Linked DNA regions of Mus musculus: region 2 is linked to region 1. A link is a contact called in ENCODE Hi-C or POLR2A ChIA-PET data. All regions are on one chromosome and are shown on one strand. The core of a region is the stretch at or near the end of the contact, and the rest is flanking DNA. Distances in the headings are between cores, read along the strand shown. Region 1 holds the start of Ptgdr (prostaglandin D receptor). Region 2 holds the start of 4930431P03Rik (RIKEN cDNA 4930431P03 gene).

Region 1 (5,312 bases), core at 1,462-3,961:
CCACTACCACAGCTAGTGAGTGCTGAAACTTGATCCAGGCCAACAGCCAGTGCTGTTCCTCTGTCTAGGAAATGATGGCTCCTGAGAGTAATGCTGCCTGGGTGACAGTTATCCAGAGCTTTGCAGATTCTTTCACAAAACCACTGTCAAATATGTTAGTTCTTATAATTCTCACAGTACCATAAGGCAATACAGATCCCCTTAGAGATGTGTCCAAGGGCTGTGTTCTTTCCATTGCTTACACTGTTTATTGAGCAATTCTCATTGAAGCAGCCAAATGCTGCTGAACACTTTCATGGGTTTAGCTATTTGCTCTTCTCACAGCATAGGTGTGCTCCAACTCATCTGAAGGTATTTTGTAAAGGCCCAGAGAATAAAAGGTTTAGGTTTTTAGGCCAAGGTGCCAAATAATGGGTATTCTATAGAAACTAATTGATCCAGAGATAAAACATAGCTCCACAGTTTTTTATTTCTTAGCCTCTGTCTATGGATGTTTTGTTTGCATGTATAGCTGTGTGCCACACGTGTGCCTAGTTCTTTCTTGTGGAGCCATCAGCAGGTTTCTGATCCCCAGAACTGGGGTTTCAGATGGTGATGTGTGCTGGGGATTGGACCCTAGCCTCTGGAAAAGCAGCTAATGACAGCTTCTGAGTCATGTCTCTACCTCCTTCTACAGTTTTTATTGTTGACATGAAAGGTGCAACAACAATAACTGTACCTTTTTACATGTATAGCTAATAAAAGAATTGAATTATTTTAATAATTTGAACAGAGCTTAGCTTAATTGGGACTCAAACTCTTTGGTGTCTTTTGTCAAACTGATTACGAATATTCATTTGTAAACAAACAAACAAACAAAAAAACCCAAACAACTATTCTTAATTCCTGGCTGTATTAAGAACAAACAGCAACAAGGGCAGAGTTGGCCTGCGGGGTGCAATTTGGGAGCTGTTGATTTAGTTCAAATGTGATCCCTAAAGCAGCAGTTTCTTCCCCAACCCTCTCTTCAGTCCTTTCCTTGTATGTTGGAACCCAAGTGAGTAGGATTCGTTGCCATCTCATCGTCCAGGGCAGAAACAAAACCCATCAAGACACGTGAGGAAACAACCTGTCACCTGAAACCTCTCAGCCTCTGCTGCCAACCCCCCCTCCACGCCCCTAACCCCCACCCTCCACCCCTGGTGGCACCTTCCACCAAACAAGAGTTTTTCAGAACTAAATCTGTGTTTATCACTCACCTCTGTAATCCTCTTGGGATAAACTAAACCTTTACCTTTACCTTTCCTTCTCTCTCCGGGCCAAAACACAGAGAGAAACTCCCTGACTAATCTGTTTCTAACACCACTTAACTAAAGGGCAGATCTAACAAAATAAAATATTACACAGCATGTGCCCTGGTGAGGAAATAGAGAACTAAGGTCTAGAGCACACAGATGACTGGAGACTTCATGGAACCGGAGAAGAGAAGAGGCGGGTGTCTGCTAACTGGAAAAGGATTTGCTGAGGTCAGGAGACACCACCGGATTCATCTGTCTAATCTTTATCTGACTTCTCTCTTCTCCTTCTACACACGGAGCTGTACTTTAGGATTGTGTATGGAATTCACACTCCTGGGGCATTAAGCAAAGGTTCTAACCTCCCAGGGCCTGGATGCAACTCCTAGCCCTTCCAACCCACCTCCCACAAGTTCCCACAGTTCTTGCCTGAGGTGTCCCAGTTTCTCAAACTTTATTGCCCAGCAACTCACAATTAAAGGCAGGGAACACATGGTGAAGAGCACTGTCATGAGAGCCAGCAGCACAAAGTGGTCCAGCTCCTCCAAAGGATGCAGGGACCCGTGCCTGTAGTCTGAGCCTGACTGGGCGCGGTCCCTGGAGCAGCGGTGAGGATAGTGCCTCTGGCGCCTGTGCATGTCATAGAGGTTGTACATGGCACCCAGGTTGCACACCACGGTTGCGAGGACCAGCAGCGCCATGAGGCTGGAGTAGAGCACAGAGAAGCCTATTACCGAAAATGAACGCTCCTTGTGGATCATCTGGATGAAACACCAGGTGCCTGGACAGTACTGCACGAACTTCCCAAAACCAGCAAAGGGGAGCGCACAGAAAGCCAAGCAGAAGGCGGCCACGACCGGTGCCACCAGCACTCCCCGGCGCAAGGTGACGTGCCTTTGGTAGAAGAAGGGGTGTCCCAGAGACAGCCAGCACTCCACCGCCATAGCCAACAGCTGTAAGGTCGAGGCTAGCCCAAAGAAGGACATCAGGAAGGCGAACGTTTCGCATAACTGATTGCCTGAGGCAGGCAGCAGTTCCTTTAGGCTCTGGTTTTGCGCGTAGGCAGCCAGGACCATCGGGCTGATCAGACACTTGCCCAGCAAGTCGGTGACCGTCAAGCCACACACGAGCACATAAAAGACCGAGGGCGGCGGGTGTAGTGGCCCTGGCCGGCAAGACCCCAGTCCCGAGCGCGCCAGCAGCACCAGCGCCAGAAGATTGCCCAGAAGCCCCGCACCGAAGAGCACAGCGCCCATCGTCGCCGAGGAGCCCCTTTCCACCCAGGTGGATGTCTGACAGCGATAGGACTCGTTCATAGCCCTTGTCCCGTCTGACTGGAAGAAAGGCTGCAGCCAGGCCCGCTGTGAAGGAGCCCCAGGCTGCTCAGGGCGCAGCTAAGGCACAGAGGTTGTGCAGCAGAGAGAGCTCCACTGGTGGCTGGGTGTTATTCACAGTCAGCCCTCCTATCTAGGCTCCTCAGTCACACCCTTGAGGAAGGCAGGACTCCACCCCTGTGAGTATCCCGCGCTGCAAAGCTGAAAGCAGCTCTGCTAAGAACTCAGCCTGATGCACAGGGTCCTAGGGAGAGACCTGTACCTAGAGTCAGAAGGAGATGGGGAAAGTACCCAGAATCTGAGTGTCTAAGGCTGGCCCTTCAGAGGAGGCAAGAGAATTGCAAAAAAGGAGAGGGGAACCGAGTAGGAGCAGTGGGGGAAAGGAAAGCCAGGTGCTGGTGCTGGCCGTGAACTCTGCAGATAAGCCAAGCAGGGAGCCTGAGAAAGGGCTATGATTTCCATCACTCTCAAGGCTTGACTCCAAATCTTAGATCGCTGCAATGTGGAGATTAATGGTGAGGTAAGGAAACAGGGGGGGGGGGGCTTGAAAAGTTAGGGGATCTGCTTCAGGTGGCAGATTTTGGAAGCGGCAGAGTCAACCAGGAATCAGGAGTTTCTTAAGTATACCTGTCTGTTTCCATGGTTCGTTTCCCCAAGAGGCAGAGCAAATTTCAGGGGCAGCTCTCTCTGCACATGGAAAACAAACAGGTGATATTGAATAGGGTGTCAGAAGCCACACTGATTGCCATACAACACCATCTGTTCTGGCTGCTTGGTGCCTTTGGAGTCAAGACATAGACTGTGCATGGGAAGTCCTTGGTGTTTTGGTTGCCACAATTTTATTTGAGGAAAGTTTTTTTTATTTTATTTTATTTTGTTTTGTTTTATAGCTGATAGGTAGCTGCAAGTTTCCATGTTGATTTGAAACCAGAACATATAGGCCTTGTTTTAGAGCCGTCCCATTCTTCTGGTCTGTGACAACTGGCGAATATTCTATCCTTCTGGCAGTGATTTTCTTGTATCAAAAGGGGGAGGGCAGAGTTAACGGGAGTTTCTATATTTGACACTCTGTATCCTTGGACAAAAACTGGCTTCCAGCTTGGAATTTAGAGTGATGATTCGGGCCAAATTATGTAAGCAATATATTATTCCTCAGCAAAAAGAGTTTCCTTTGGGGTGCTCTCTATCCTGATTGACAGAGTCAGGGAGAGGGTAGGGTGCTTAGCTTCATATATGGAATCCTGGGAAGTGGGCAGACAAGCTGCCTTTACATGAAAGTCTGGCCAGCAACTCAGGCCATGGGGTAGGAAGAGTTCAAGCTTTGGAATTACAGAGGGCATCAGGGTTCTGGCTTAGTGATCCAACTTTAGCTGTTGAAGGAATTTTAGTGTCCTTCTCTGTGGGGCATGGGACTGCTTTGACCTCACAGGATTGCTGCTGCGAGGCTGAGAAAAATAAAGTGCTTGACACAGAATAATGACAGTAAAGCTAACATTTTGGGCCCCGCCTATGCTGGACAACATCTAAGCCTTTCATAGCACTGACTATGAAGGCTCTGCACAGGGTTAGCTCTATGTCTTGTACTTTCTTTCTCAACCCCCCCCCCCTTCTCCTAGAAAATAATGACCTTAGACTAGTCTCATGTGCACTTGATAGAATGGAAGGGGAAGGAAGTTCTATGGCCAATGGCAGTAGAATCTGAAGGGGGGGGGTCTCTTCTCAAGACAAATTCCTCGTAGTTTATATCAACATCAGAAATTCACCCTTCCCTGAGGTCCTGTTGTGGTATCTGAAGGTGAGCCAATAAACTCAGTTGAAGAATTCTGCCAGGGCATTGCTTGGCCTGCTCCTGAAGAGCAGCCACATGATTCTTGGTGCCTTTCTCTACTTATCTGTAGCTGCCCTGGGTGCAGGGCAGAGGGAGTGGGGAGCCCTTTTTGAAAAACAAATTTCCAATATGAGCTGTGGGACCCAATGGAGTTTACACATGTTGTGTTTCAAAGGTTTTGTAATGGGTACAATTAAGGAAACCACACGTTTCCTCCTGGTTAATTCAGCAGGCCTTTACCACGGTGTTTCCTGGAGCCTTTCCTGCCTGCTTTGCTGCTGTTCATCCAGCCCTCAGCACAACATCAGAGTCCTTAGTCCCTGTTCCTAGAAACCCTATCAAATGACATCACTGTCGAGCTATGAAGCTACCATTTATTCAAGCCTCCAGTACCTTCTTGAGCTCCTCCCCCTGTGAGGCTGAGGAGAGAGCTGCTGGTTCCCTATGCTCTTACAACTAGAAAGGGAAGGCAAACCTGTCCTATGACCTTTATAATCTTATGTTTTTCTGTCAGCTTTCAGAGTAAGCAGACCTAGTTTCTGTTTGTCTTAGAATTTTTAAGTGAAAATATCTTATGCTAGAGACCATCTAGATGTCTTCCCGTGAAACACCTGAGTGATGTATATTGATGTTATTGATCTGGAAGGTTTTGGGAGGTTTCCTGTGAGGACTGAGTCTCATCCTTCCTACCCATGAAACCTGGCATCCCTAGACCTCAATTTTTATTTTATTTATTTATTTATTTATTTATTTTAGATCTCAATTTTTTTGAAGTGAAGGATCAATTGTCTTGAGCATGCTTTAAAAACACTTGCAAAGATGGCTCACCAAGTAAATAAAGGTGCTTGCTATGCAAGCCTGACAAGATGGGTTTAA
Region 2 (5,312 bases), core at 2,086-4,585, 100 kb after region 1:
TTAACTGAAAGGAGGAGCAGTGAACAGGGTGTAAAGTGAGTACGTAAAAAACAGTAAAATTGAATAAAAGATTCCAGTGTAGCTTTCATCAATACTCAGCTGGATCTCCTCAGAATCTATGAAGCTGAGAGTCAACCTCTGTGCAGGATGAAAGTCACCACACAGCCTCTGGATAATTTTCAGTTGGCATATTGTATACACTTTTTTAGCTGATTTCACATTATCTAACAACACTCCACATAGCCCTTGAACATCATAATATCTAGTTTGCCAGCTAAATGATATATAGTTCCTATTGGCCACAGGCTTATCATTATGTGTGAGTTTCTAGATCATTCTTTGAGGCCCTAATGGATAGTGCCTGAAAACCTATCACCCACTTCTGGCATAATATTCACAGCATTTCATGCAAAGCCTTTGATCTGTGATAAAAAATAAAGTCCATAGCAGGATAATCCTGTAATGTGTTGGCCACTACATGATTCAGTCAACCTATGTCTGTGTGTGCTTATTCTAGACACAACAAATGCAGAGGGAGCATCCTCCTGCCCCCAAATGTCAAAGATGATCTGGATGTCCTCTATAAATGGTTTTTTCAAAACAAATCATTCTAATCCAGGTGTGAGACTGAAGAATACCCAGCAGTTCTCTTTATGGAAAAATAAATGACTAACACAAGGAGAGAGGGATCTCTGTCATCTGTAAAGAACATTAACTTCAGTATCACATACATATGTAACATGGAATACCTTCAACACTAAACTGAGAAAAAATATGCTTTTGGGTGTGGTCTGTTTGGAAAAGAGTGTGGCATCAACATGTTCCCACGACAGATTCACCACCACATATGGAAGACTCAGCTTGCCAAAGCCCCTAGGAGAGTAGTACTTTCCCAACAACCTATTCTCTATATATTGTGCCTTTGCTGGTATGACTTGTTGAGTGTCAGAGTTCTGAGTAATTCTTGTACCTAGTTTTATGTATCTTGATCTAATTTTCTTTCCCCATGGAGTAGTTAGCCAACAGACAAGTGGCTCAGATTCTGACTGCTTTACCAGACATCAGTTGGTATTTGCCTCCCTGTTGAGTTCACATCTCTAAGGAGGTAACTTTTTCTGAGGAGGCTTTGATCCTAGTGCAGAGAATGTTGTGCTCCAAGTTGTCAGTGGCATTCTTTCCCCCTCCACAGTTCTCTCAAGGGTTCTGTCAGAGAAGGAAAGGCAATCGGACCCAGAAGCACTATTGATGGGTCAGAGGCTAGACAAAGCCAAGGCCTATTCACAAATAGTAAACCAAAGTGAAGAAAGGAAATGCAGCCCAAAATTGCCATGGTTACAGGGATGAGATGCAATGATGGTTCACTTGCTTTGCACACCCAGTGCTCCCCTTGAAGAGTTCTGTCTGAGAGAGCACTTGTCTATGCCCTGTTTGATCTTCTGCCGGAGTATTTCAGACCTAGGAGAAGAAAAGAGAAAGGCCTGGTGAGGACCTGCCATGTCAGCTTCCCAACAGACATTAGTTCTATTCAGCAGGCCAATCCATTATGACCTTTTAATTGAGGTCATTCTCTGTATCTCCAAGGGAGAAGGGTCAGAGAGCACCTGTGCCTGGATTTTTCTTACCTTTTAAAAATTTCTAGAAACTGAACTGTGAACTACATACTGTACTGGACTTAAAAACAAAAAAAAAAAAAAACAAGCCCCACATATCTCCAATAATCCAGATATATTATATTGAAAAATAGCAGTGTGGCAGTGACTGGATCTCAGTTTAGGAGAGATGTGAGCAACCTAGAAAGCCACATGGAGGCCCTCTGGGGAAGCTGAAGAGGATTTCAGTGACGGTTTTGATTATTCCTCTAGTGAAGAAACCTGCCCGGGTTCAGCTTGGGAACCCCTAAATCTGCCAATACCTAGAGAAACCATCTCACAGGAAATCCATGCACTCTGCAGAGAACCTATAATCAGGAGTGTGCTGCATACCAGGCTTCCCAAGGGTAGGCACTGGCCTCTAAAAGTGATGTTCATAAAGAATTAAAGTGGCAGGATGACTCATTGTCTTCGGTAAGGAACTAGTCCCCTGCTAGGTTTAGGACTACTGAAAGGACTACTTGTGGGGAGATTTAATGTACAATGTGCTCAGAGAGCTCAGAAGGGAGGAAACTCTAAGCATCATATATATTGTTTCATGGACAGAAGTTCTTGGTTAATGGACCAGAACAATACTCTGAAACATGGGGTTAACAGAGAGGGCTCAAGACAGTCAACAAAGAACTGGGCATAAATGACTACCTGTGGTTCAAATCCTTTTTGGTGTAATGGGTCAAGACTGAATGAAGTTCATCCCTCTCACAGATCATCTTCTAGAGATCAATTATCAGATTCCCCAACCTCTTCATTCTCTCTTCCCGCTCAGTGATGGTGGAAGTTTGGGTCGATGCTTTCCCAGCAGACTCTGTAGCTAGATAAACACAAGTAAACTTGCATAGATGATGAGGTGCAGACAGGAGAGACAATGCTTAGTCCCAAACAGAAGCCTGAGGAAGAGAGAATGATAGAGACACTGAAACCTGAAAGAGCAGCATAGCTATCTTCGAGCTGGACTCCAACTAGGTCCCTGTTACCAGCCACCATCACTAAACATATGCCTCACTCCCTACTGCAATCGCCCTAGCCCTGAAATACATAAGCTGGCCCAGACAGGAAGATTTGCAGAACATTGTCAGCTCATATCTGGCGTAATGAAGGGAAGTCCTGGAGTCCATACTGCTTAGCAGCACCAAGCCCTAATCATAGGTGTTCAAGGACAAAGTGTCTGAGACCTTGATACATGATCAGTGGATACCTTGTTCCTGGCTCCACATTGTCACGTACCCTACAGAAATCTGCTGTGGATGAAGTGCTTCAACACCCTATGCTGAGAGGAACACTGTTATTCTCACCCAGCATCTGGAGGCATTGTTTGTCACTCAGAATAAAATTAAAGAGTTCCCAGCAAAGCAGCTGCAGATTTGGCAATTCCTGGCTCTCTGCCAAACTAATCATTAGAAAATTCTTGACTCTGGGTCTGCCATTTAGGAAATGCTAGGCTCCAGATTGTAAGTGCTGGAGAAGGCTCTCCCTCAAACTGCCATGACCCACTCTGCCTTCTTCAGGACAATTTCTTTCTTCTTTTTCCCACCAAAACAGAAGGCTAGCTTCCTTCTGTTTCCATCTGTATCTTCTTGTTCTTCATTTTTTCTCTGAAATAGCCTGAGCAGCCTGACTATTTGCCTGTTCGTGAACCCAAAAGCCATTGAAGGAATACCTCACAGGCGGTCGTCACCACAACACTGGTGACATCACAGAAGATTCTAGGACTGTCCTGGATACAAGAGATTGTTCAGGGAAGAGACTACTGGTGATGTCACTGAGAACTGCCATGGCCTACCTGCTAATTAGTTCTCCACAAATTGATCAGTTTCTGAGGTGCCCTTTCCTGGATCCTCACCTATGACCCCTTGGCACACTCTCCTTACAAAACTAGAGATTTCTCTCTGCTTCATTGCAAGTCAAGTGCTTTGGAAGGGGAGAGTTGGTTAGGGCCGTGGCATGGGTAGGAGATCTTTGTTGGACCCAAAGTTATAGTGACTTTGGATGAGGGAGATTCTTCTCCGTGATAAATCTACCCCCAAGGTCCATTCATGTGAGATACAGTTCATTTCTCCGGGTTTTTCCTATTTCCCAAAGGCCAGTATCTTTGTTCTGCACATTTAATTTTATGCAAGTTGCATTGTATTTTCTTACTGTGCATGGCTTGAGAGTAGGCATTGTTTTTATATATTCATCCATGTGTTTTCATGACATCTCTGTTTTTCAGTCCCATATTTTGCAATGAAAACCCCCTTGTTTTGGCAACATAGGTGCTCAAGTTCAGGATGAATATCAAATTGTAAACTTTGTGTCCCTTCAAAGGAAAAAGTCCCATATCTTCTCAAAAGGGTTGGCTAATACATAGTGCTTGTTATATACGTTTAATAGTAACGGGAAAAGCACATTAATAGCAGGAATCTTTCCTAAAATAAATTCTCTCAGGCCTTGCCTATAGAGCAAATCTGTCACGAATTATAAGCAGACCTTCTCAAGAAGATCACCTACTACTTATTAGCTTGTCCTATGATGGCTGCTGACAAGTACTGAACTAGATTGCTGGTATGCTGACAATGGAGGTTGGAATTGCCCCAAAAAAACTACTTCTAAACTGGTCCACATCCCCTTGTCTTTTTAAAGATCTTTTCTCTCCTACCTTTGTATGGTGGGCTAGAAGGTGGCTCAAAGCCATTGAAAACCCTTAATAAAATTAGATTTTAAAAAATCTAAGCCTACACTGGGTGAACAATGCATGCTTCAGGTCCAAGACAGTCTACACTTATTTCCCTTGAGGAATCAAACTCATGAGAACGTATGGGTTTGGAACTGTGGGGTAGATGGCCTTAATCTTGTTATGCTCTTCCCTCAGATCAAGGACAGTTCTATAATCAGAGGTCCTAGGTTTATTCACAGGTAAGAGTAATACATTCCAGTAAGGCTGGCAGGGCATCAGGATGCCTGTCTCGCTGAGCAGGGCAATATAGATTCTAATTCCCTCTTTTGCTTCTAGAATCATTGGTATTTTTTAATCTGGACAAGGGCAGCAGAACTGGTTAGTTGAACAATTATAGCAATGTGGTTTAGGACCAGTCCTGGAATGTTACTTACTTCTTCCTTTCTTCCTTTCTTTCCTTCCTTCTTCCTTTCTTTCCTTCTTTCTTTCTTTCCGTCTTTCTTTCTTTCTTTCTTCCTTCCTTCCTTCCTTCCTTCCTTCCTTCCTTCTTTCTTTCTTTCTTTCTTTTCTTTTTTCTTTTTTTTTTTTTTTTTTTTGGTTTTTCGAGACAGGGTTTCTCTGTGTAGCCCTGGCTGTCCTGGAACTCACTCTGTAGACCAGGCTGGCCTCAAACTCAGAAATCCACCTGCCTCTGCCTCCCAAGTGCTGGGATTAGGCGTGTGGCACCACTGCCCGGCAGAATGTTATTTTCTACCCATACCCAGGGGATTCTTTACTGCAAATCTCCGAAATAATCCAAGTGTATCTTCCCATTGGAAGCAGAACTTTCTGCTAAATGATATTCTTTTGACAAATGACAAAACATCTTTTGTTGGTATCTGGAAGTCTAACTGTCCCTCATTACAGAGAAGATGATCGTAGCTTTCAGTTTAAGCAAGAGGTCTCATGTTGGGGCCATCAGACATGACCAATAACAGATGGGTTATTGTCCCCTTCTCCAGGTCCATGAA

What was found. A loop is a pair of places that touch in the nucleus more often than their neighbours do. ChIA-PET counts read pairs that join two places held with the same protein, here RNA polymerase II (POLR2A).
Region 2: a loop to region 1 is called in a map of regulatory T cell, with 2.1 times the contacts of the local background. The contact joins the promoter of 4930431P03Rik here to the promoter of Ptgdr in region 1. A Hi-C loop is called at or near these places in 6 of 37 maps with a recorded cell type or tissue (heart, left cerebral cortex and regulatory T cell). POLR2A ChIA-PET finds 5 or more read pairs at or near these places in 1 of 5 experiments (Patski).

What each region holds. Positions count from the first base shown.
Region 1 is chr14:44,856,664-44,861,975 of GRCm38, forward strand. Ptgdr (prostaglandin D receptor) reads right to left here and starts at 2,712. Exons shown (of 2, transcript NM_008962.4): 1 at 1,748-2,712. The coding sequence starts at 2,590. Gm16976 (predicted gene, 16976) reads left to right here and starts at 1,918. Exons shown (of 3, transcript NR_167765.1): 1 at 1,918-2,787.
Region 2 is chr14:44,957,972-44,963,283 of GRCm38, forward strand. 4930431P03Rik (RIKEN cDNA 4930431P03 gene) reads right to left here and starts at 3,336. Exons shown (of 6, transcript NR_045059.1): 1 at 3,307-3,336; 2 at 2,292-2,460; 3 at 1,367-1,455. The region is part of intron 2 of Gm16976 (predicted gene, 16976); the gene reads left to right. It overlaps Gm41142 (a long non-coding RNA gene), which reads left to right. Exons shown (of 4, transcript XR_874576.2): 4 at 1-491.